2 separate regions of the Homo sapiens genome follow, and region 2 is linked to region 1. The links are chromatin loops, found by intact Hi-C in ENCODE. Cell type or tissue: CD4-positive, alpha-beta T cell. All regions are shown on one strand. Each heading gives the region's core, and the rest is flanking DNA. Links, peaks and the distances in the headings are about the cores only. Region 1 overlaps LOC124906291 (a long non-coding RNA gene). Region 2 has its middle 39 kb from the start of SPSB4.

Region 1 (4,396 bases), core at 247-4,246:
GCACTCCCATCTGTCTCTTATCAGTTTATTTTTACAGAAGCAACAGCTCTTCCACTTCAGTTTCCTCCAAATCTGAGAATGCATCCCCCTCGCCCTCCCCAAATCCTGACCAGCTATTGATTTCTCTTCTGGAGAGAGAAGCCTCCTTTACTCCCTCCCTAGTTTGTACATCCTAACCCAGTTCCTCAAGCAAGATGGTCAGTGAGCAAGAAAGTTGGCTGGGTGTGCAATTTAGAACTATTCACTCTAAATTTAGACAACGAATGAAGAACTAGTTAGAAATGTTATATTTTATTATTTCATTAGTAACATCTAAAACATTCTATTTAGAATGTTTTTGTGGAAAATCAAACACTTTTTTGCAATAATTTTAAAATATATGACTTGTATGTAATTATAGGTGAAAGTATTTTATTCCAGTTAGAGAAACTGGTAAACAGACATTTTAAAGATGTAATAATGTGGCCGGGCGTGGTGGCTCACAACTGTAATCCCAGCACGTTGGAGGCCGAGGCGGGAGTTCAGGAATGGGCTGGCCAACATGGTGAAACCCCGTCTCTACTAAAAATACAAAACTTTAGCTGGGCATAGTGGTGGGTGCCTATAATCCCAGCTACTGGGGAGGCTGAAGCAGGAGAATCACTTGAACCTGGGAGGCGGAGGTGTAGTGAGCTGAGATCGTGCCTCTGCACTCTGGCCTGCACAACAGAGCAAGACTCCATCTCAAAAAAAAATAATAATGCTAACTTATGTAAAATTGTAATTAATTCATTCAAAATATACTTAATTTTTACTGCTGAACTAGGACTACAGAGATGTGAGGTAGCTTGTGCCTTTGAGGAACTTAAGTCTGGTGAAGGAGATTGATGAGACAATAGATGATTATAAAACAAAACTCTGAGCTCTTAAGAGGCCTAGAACCAAAGCAGAGAGAAGTGATACTGAGCGGGGGCTGGTGGAGCTGGGCTTCACCAGAGGCGTCGGGTCCAGAGAGGAGCAACTAAAACAAAGGAGCCACCGGGGAATGTAGGTTGTTCCAAAAGTCTGGCGTTTGGGATGATGAACCTGGAGAGGCACATGGGACACATCATCAGGGCCTTGGCTTTGCCAGAGTTGGACCTCTATCCTGACAGCATAAGGCAGTGGGCAAGCAAAGAAGGGGGCTGGGTAGTAAGAGATGAACTCAGAGAGAGTTAACACAATATCCAAGCAAGATGAGAAGCCTTTGGAGGACTTCAGCAGAGAGTGGAAGGATCTGATATGATTACAAGGATCACTCTTACTGCGTGTACTGAATAGACCACAGCCCGGGGCAAGGGTGGAGGCAGGGAGATGAGATAGGAGACTGTGGCAGCACAGGCGGGAGATGACAGTGGCTTGGAAGAGGGTGGGAGTAGTGGGGATGGTAAGAAATGGGTCACATTCTGGAGATAGATTTTTAATTTTGTAATGTGGAAATTTTCAAGCCTATGCAGAAGTAGAATAGTTTGGTGAAACCCAGTGTACCCATCATTCAACAATCAACAATTCACAGCCAATGTTGTTTCATCAATACCCTCACCTACTTTCCTTCTCCACTGTATTATTTTGAAGCAGATCATAGACATCATACCATTTCATCTGTAAATATGTCAGTATACATCTCTAAAAAGGTAAACAACATTTTTAATATAACCATATCATTACCATTCCTTAAAAATTAACATTTCCTTAATATCAAGTTCCATTCGTTAAAATTTCTGGTTGTCTCATCATTATATATATATTTTTTACAATTGGAATCAGAATCCAACTAAAGTCCCATACTACAATTAGTTGATATACCTGTCTTATAATCTATAGATTTTCTATTTTTTCCCTTCGCAATTTCATTCCGAAGAAATTCGGTGTTCACAGTCTAGGAAGAAACAAGGCAACTTCTTAGGTTGGGTTATGTTCTTCCATTAGGAGGTACACTCTGTGTGGCTTAGATATTGGATGTATTTTGAAGACAGATCTGATAGATTTGCTAATGGTGTAGATACCAGGGGTTGAAAAAGAGAGGGATCAAAAATGACACCAAGGTTTGGGCCTGAACAATTAGAAGGATGGTGTTGCCAACAAACTAGATACCTGGGTTGGAAGTTCAGAAGAGGAGACTGACTTGAGGTAAGGATTTGAAAGTTGTATTTTATTCATTCAAAATATATTTGAGGTGGGAGTACAGCACAAGAATGGCCAAAACAAATAGTCCCTGGAGCCTGTGACATAGTGGGGAACACAAAAGGCTAAAAAGCTGATTATTTACAACCATACTAAATGCTATGCAGAAGGGCTGCATGGTGCTCTGAGGACATCTAATGGAGGAATGTAACCTAGTTGGGAGGTTCAAGGGAGGCTGTCTTTGAGGAAGTAACTTTTTGTTTTCAGACCTAGACCTGAGGAAGTAACTTTTGAGCTGAGGTCTGAAAGATAAATAAGAGTTGAAAGGAGAGAGAGTTTCTAGGTTGAGGGACTAACAGATATCAAGGGCAGCCTGTGGAGGGAACACAGTTCTTTGGAGGCCAGTGGTGGCCAGAGTACAGAGAAATTGATTTAAAATCAGACTAGAGGACAGGAGCCATACCATGCAGAACCTTCAAGGTCATGCCAAGAATTTGGATCTTATTCTTAAGATCCAGAAGATCTTAAGAGCATCAGAAAGCCATTGAATTATTTAAAGCAGGTTGGGACAAGAAGAGGTATATTTAATCAGTTTTGTATTACAAAAAAGTCACTGTGGCTGAAATGTAGACAATGGCTTGGAAGACAGTAGCGGCCAGAAGTAGAGCAGTTAGGAAGCTACTGCAGTTGTGCAGGCTAGAGATTATAGTGGCTTGGATTTGTTAACTGGAAAAACCTTAAACAAGTTAAATGTAACAGAGTTTAATTGAGCAAAGAACCATTTGTGAATTGGGGACCCCTAAGAACCAGAATAGGTTTTAAGAACTCCAGCCTACAACGTAGTCAGGCAGCATTTATAAGAAGAAAATGGAAGAAGTAAGGTACAGAGGCAGCTTCATGGGCTACAGCTCACTGTTTTGCCTTATGTCAATCAGTCAGCTGTCTGAGATTGACTGAAGCTCAGCTGCTGAACTGAGACTCAGCTGTTAGTTTAGGCATTTAGTTAGTTTATGCAACTAAGTAAGGTTGCAGTTCATTTTGGACTTGAGTATGAAGGCATCCTTAGGCCAAATTTAGTTTAGTTTAACTGATGATGTGATTGCAGTGAAGATAGAGAGAAAGGGGAGGATTTGGGAGATACTTAAGGGAGAGAATCAGCAGGACGTGATGTTTGATGATATATGGGAAGTGAGGGCTAGGGATGGATCAAGGATAGTCTTTGGGTTTTAGAATTGTTGAAGCTAGGAGTGCAAGGTGTCCCGTCCATGAAGCTTGTATAGAGAAGGAAGAATCCAGAAAACACCAACACAAATGACCCCTGACTTCTGAGGTTTCCACTTACAACTTTTTGACTTCATGATTATGCAAAAGCAATACACATTCTGTAGAAACCATATTTTGAGTACCCATACAAGCATTCCATTTTTTACTCAGTACAGTATTCAATAAATTTCATGAGCTATTCTACACTTTATCATAAAATAAGCATTGCATTGGATGAGTTTGCCCAACTGCAGGCTAAAGTAAGCATTTGACCCACATTTAAGGTAGACTAGGCTAAGCTATTTGGTAGATTTTTTTTTTTTTTTTTTTTTTGAGATGGAATCTCGCTCTGTTGCCCAGGCTGGAGTGCAATGGTGCGATCTTGGCTCACTGCAACCTCCGCCTCCCGGGTTCAAGTGATTCTCCTGCCTCAGCCTCCGGAGTAGCTGGGATTACAGGCACGTGCTACCATGCCCGGGGAATTTTTGTATTTTTAGTAGAGATGGGTTTCACCATGTTGGCCAGGCTGGTCACAAACCCCTGACCAGGGGGTTAAGGGGCTTGCCCAGGCCAGACAGGACCAACTCTGAGCCTTTTGGTCTCCAAGACACTGTTTTCATCCCCACCTACTTATTCCACATTGACTAAGGTATTTTTTGGAAGAACCTAGAGCTAAAACAATAAAAAATACTGTCCTTTCCTGAAAATGAGTGTTTATTGGCCTGAGACTCTAATACTTTCAGAGACCTAGGTCATTCCTTTTTTTATTCGACATATTCTGTATGGCAACTAGTACTGCCAGGCGCTATTCTAAGCATCTAATGAAGATTAACTCATTTAGTCCTCATATCACCCCATGAGGGAAACACTATTATCATTGCCAACAATGTTTAGTTTGGTTATCTTTTTGCTGCACGGTGTCACAAAACAGTGGCTTAAAACAACCATTTATTATTATTTCACATGGTTCTGTGGTTTGACTGGGATCAGC
Region 2 (4,396 bases), core at 248-4,247, 440 kb before region 1:
GCTCACAGTTATATCTGTGGGAGAGACAGAGCTGAGAGGAGAAAGAGCTCCTCTCTAAAGGCCCCTGCAAGTAGAGTTTCCATTTACGATTGCGCCCCTGGAGTTTCAGATTTGGGAACTGAGACAAATTCTAAGGGCAGAAAGTCCAGCTCTTTGTGCCACGCAAAGATTTATGTTAAGGCTGGGTGTGGTGGCTTATGCCTATAGTCCCAGTACTTTGGGAAGGTGAGGCAGGAGGGTCACTTGACACCAGGAGTTCCAGACCAGCCTGGGCAACATAGTGAGACCTCGTCTCTACAAAAATTTAAAAAAATTAGCTGGGCATGGTGGTGTGTGCCTGTAGTCCCACCTACTTAGGAGGCTGAGATGGGAAGAACACTTGAGCTCAGGAGTTTGAGAGTACAGTGAGCTATGATCACGCTCCTGCACTCCAGCCTGAGTGACAGAATGAGACCCTGTCTCAAAAAAAAAAAAAATGCCCAGTGGGGCAGTGAACACCATGTCCTGTGTGAAACAGTGGAGGAAGGCAAGGTTATACAAACAAGTGGTTACCAAAGGGTATCATAAAATCACTACGGTTTCCTAGTTCAGACAGATCTAGGTTCAAATCCTGAGGCTAGCACGTGCTTGGGAACTTGAGCAAGTCATCTTCTCTTATTTTTCCCATCTGTAAGATGGCAATTATAATGACCAATACGGTTGCTTTGGCCATTAAATTTGATGAGCACCTGTGAGAAGGTTTGGTACACAGTAGGAGGCTGGTAAGTACAGGGTCCTTCATGCCACCCCACCCCAATCCCCTCCCCAGCTGGAGGAAAGCAATCAATTGCACTTTCATTTAAACCCTTTAGCTGCCTGATGTATGCTTAGAGAAAATTTTGCCAGCCTTAGTCTTTTCCTCTTCCAAAAAAAAAAAAAAGAAAAAAATGAGCATTGAGAAAAGAAAGAATATATATATATTCTCATATATATATATGAGAAACTTTGTCAGTAAGTCAGGTGTTCATCTGTATGAAGGAAAGAAATCACAGTGTAAATTCACCTTGCCTCAAGTTCCGCAAAGCTAAAGTCAAACCATAATTTGGGAGGTGAGAATAAATTGGTCAATTTTTGGTAGAAGAAATATAGATTTTTCACATTGATTCCTCTCATGCCATTGCTCTTAGGAACTCCCATAATAAATTCCTTCTTGCGGCTGAATACCAGCCGTGTGTGTTCTGTGGGACCATGTGCCTAAAGGGAGTCCCTGCTTATCCAGCTTGCATTTTGGGCTGAGTGGTTGTTAGCAGAAGAGTGACACAGAGGCATTTCATCTTTACTCTTATGATACTAGCAAAACATCGTTAGATTATAAATTCATATTATCCAGGGATTCGTTACCCCAGCCCAAGTTAATTGGCATGGCAAGTGTCTTATGAGAAAAATCTGCAGCGTTAGCTAAGTGTTTCTATATGAAACAGAGACAGTTGTGTAGATGGTTAGATGTCCTTACTCTTTGTTACTTCTCTTAGAGACTGAGAATTCAATTGTTGAGGTGCTCAGGGTGCAACTGTTTCAGCATCAGTAATTTCCAGTGTCTTCTGCTTCTTCATCTGGCAAATGGAGACAATAATACCCATCCCCTAGAGTTGTTCCTGAGATCCAGAAGGAGCATGAAAGAGAAGGCACTCTCGTTGTGATGATTTTGCTCTCATTCTGGAAGCTGCAGAGGAGACGTCTGCATTTCAGAGAGATGCGCTGTGCCAGCGATTCTCAGCAAGAACAGGACTGTGCACGAGGGGGCGCTCGGGAGGCTTGAGCGGTGCTTTCCGCCTTCAGGCTGATAGGAGAGGAGGACACTTGGTGGGTGTGGATGGGGGTTGCTGGCAGCCCTGCAAAGTGTGGGACAACTCCATACAACACAGCTGTCATGAACCTCACATGAATTCTTAGTATTCTACCAGAAACTGACGTAGTGAACCACCTGCTCATAACTACTTGATCCTAGAACTCTGTTTTATAAATAAACAGAAGTATTTTTGGGTGGTTTCAATATACAGTGTTTCCTAGAAATGCATCTACTGTGTAAATCAAGGCAAAATTCGTTTGATTGAAACTTTGCCGAGAGTTGTTTGCCATTTCAGACAGCCACAACACCAGTGACACTACCACTCCTGTATCTGAGTCACAAATAACCCCCCTGGTTATCAGCCTGCATTTGAAGCTGCTTTGCTCACAGTGAGTTTACCTGTAAGTATTGGCATCTGACTGCTTCATCGTATCTGCTGCTGAAATTGTGCCCGAGCACCTATATATTAAACTACATATTATTACAAATCACTTTCCTTTTATTTCTCCTTTATATTGGAATTAGGACATTATATTGATTGGGATATATTACATGTACATTTTTTTCAAGATGATAAAGGAGGCCTTGCAAAATATTTGTTATACAAAGGGAAGTTTGATCAGGAAGGCTGAAACCTTCTGAACTAGGAGATCACTGAAGTTCCAGAATTCTGCATCATGTCTGATTTGGATGCTGTGGTTTATATCGATTTAAATTAGGTTCATCTGCCTGGAACAAAATACCCAAGTAAGAGGCTTAAACATGACAGAAGTCTGTTTCTCTTTCTCAGAAATGAAGTACAAAGATAGGCATTTGGGGCCGGCATGTCAATTCTAATGGTCATCCATCAGGGACCCAGCCTCCTTCTCCGTTCCTATTCCCTTATCCTTAATGCCAGGCTTCCATTTTCAAGGCTGTTGCATGATCCAAGATGATATTGGAGCTCCAGTCATCATGGCCACAGTTAAAGCAGGAAGCTAGGAATGGGAGGAAGGCAATAGGGTGCCCCGCCACTATCTGTTCCCTTATAAGGAGCTTACTCAGAAGTCCCATGCCACAACTTCTACTCATGTCACATTTGCCACCCCTAACTGCAAGATAACTTGGGAAATGTAGTTTTCAAGCTGAGCACATTGTTCTCCATTATAAAATCAGAATTCTATAATAAGAAAGGAAGGGAGAAAGGATATTAGGGTGGCATTTACCAATTTCAGTTGGGGCTGCTGCTAGTGTTGTTGATATGCAAGTACCTCCCTCCCCAGGCTTAGGGAGCCCATTGTCATGAAAAGAACAAAGGCTATGAAGCCCAAAAGACCTGGGTCACATTATAACCCTTCCATTTACTTATTATTAATATATGGTGACCTTAGCCAAGTGACTGAGCCTGTTTGAGCCTCATTTTCCTCAGCTGTACAATGGAGATACAAGTAGTACCTACCTTCTAGGGTCATGATGAGGTTTAAATAAGAAATTGTAAAAGCCCTTAGTGGCCGGGCGCGGTGGCTCACGCTTGTAATCCCAGCACTTTGGGAGGCCGAGGCGGGCGGATCACGAGGTCAGGAGATCGAGACCATCCTGGCTAACACGGTGAAACCCCGTCTCTACTAAAAATACAAAAAAATTAGACGGGCGTGATGGCGGGCGCCTGTAATCCCAGCTACTCGGGAGGCTGAGGCAGGAGAATGGCGTGAACCCGGGAGGCGGAGCTTTCAGTGAGCCGAGATTGCGCCACTGCACTCCCGCCTGGGCCACAGAGCGAGACTTCCTCTCAAAAAAAAAAAAAAAGCCCTTAGTAACCATTAGCCTCTCCTCCCACTCCACTCCTCCCATGTCACTCCCCCTTCCATTACACAGTTCACAATAGCACTGTCCAGTGCTCTGTGAGGAAGCCCAGCACACTTTGTTGCAGATATCAGCTGGATGAGCAGAGAGAGCAGGTCTGCAGGAAAACACCAGCCTCACACCTGTCAGCTCTTGGCCAGTTGCTCTCCGGGAAGGATGAGAAGACAGCTGGCCTTAGTTTTTCTGGGCTTTTCTCCATGGTCCTTTCCGGCAGGGCCAGCCAGAGGCCAAAATCTTGAACATAGTGAAGTCGCTTTGCAGCATCTGCCTCCCCTGGCTGCACCAGGAAAGATCTGACCAGTGATTTTTGAACTTCTCGTCTGCTTCATTTCCAGAGAGGAAGTGCTTTTGAAATGACTTTGTTCATGTAAGCACCATTTACCACCAAAAGGAACCAGGACTCCTTGGAGAAATGATTGATTCCAGGGCTGGGGCAGGATACGTACAAGATATGCCTAAGACATCCTGTGCCAGCGAGCAGGAAAGCTCTCAGGACTTCCAGGCTATGCCAGAAGGATATAGAGTCCAACTTGAAGGAGCTTTCAGTGGCCAAAGATGAGACAATTTGAGCATCAAAAAGAATAATAATTATAGTGTACTGAAATATCATACATATTAGAAATCCTCTTTAAATGATACTCAAAAACTTATTTTTTTGGCGAATAAATTTATTTATTTGTTTTTATTTTTAAAATGGACATATTATAATTGAACATATTATGGGGT

What was found. Peaks named below come from ENCODE experiments on the same cell type or tissue, not always from the same donor. Only the 100,000 strongest peaks of a DNase experiment are listed, where the experiment ranks them.
Region 2: it touches region 1 in a loop (8-fold over the local background); 6 of 110 quality-filtered maps call a loop at or near these places.

Annotation. Positions count from the first base shown.
Region 1 is chr3:141,449,877-141,454,272 of GRCh38, forward strand. It overlaps LOC124906291 (a long non-coding RNA gene), which reads right to left. Exons shown (of 2, transcript XR_007096120.1): 2 at 1-4,396. Among named protein-coding and RNA genes, the nearest start is that of RASA2, 35 kb to the right of the region's middle. RefSeq lists a silencer at 1,290-1,462 and an enhancer at 2,256-2,395. In CD4-positive, alpha-beta T cell, for the core only: CTCF peaks have their summits at 2,323 and 2,524; a DNase peak (open chromatin) is centred at 2,345.
Region 2 is chr3:141,009,915-141,014,310 of GRCh38, forward strand. No RefSeq gene overlaps it. Among named protein-coding and RNA genes, the nearest start is that of SPSB4, 39 kb to the right of the region's middle. In CD4-positive, alpha-beta T cell, for the core only: a CTCF peak has its summit at 1,787 (motif pointing right); a DNase peak (open chromatin) is centred at 1,807; H3K27me3 peaks cover 296 bases.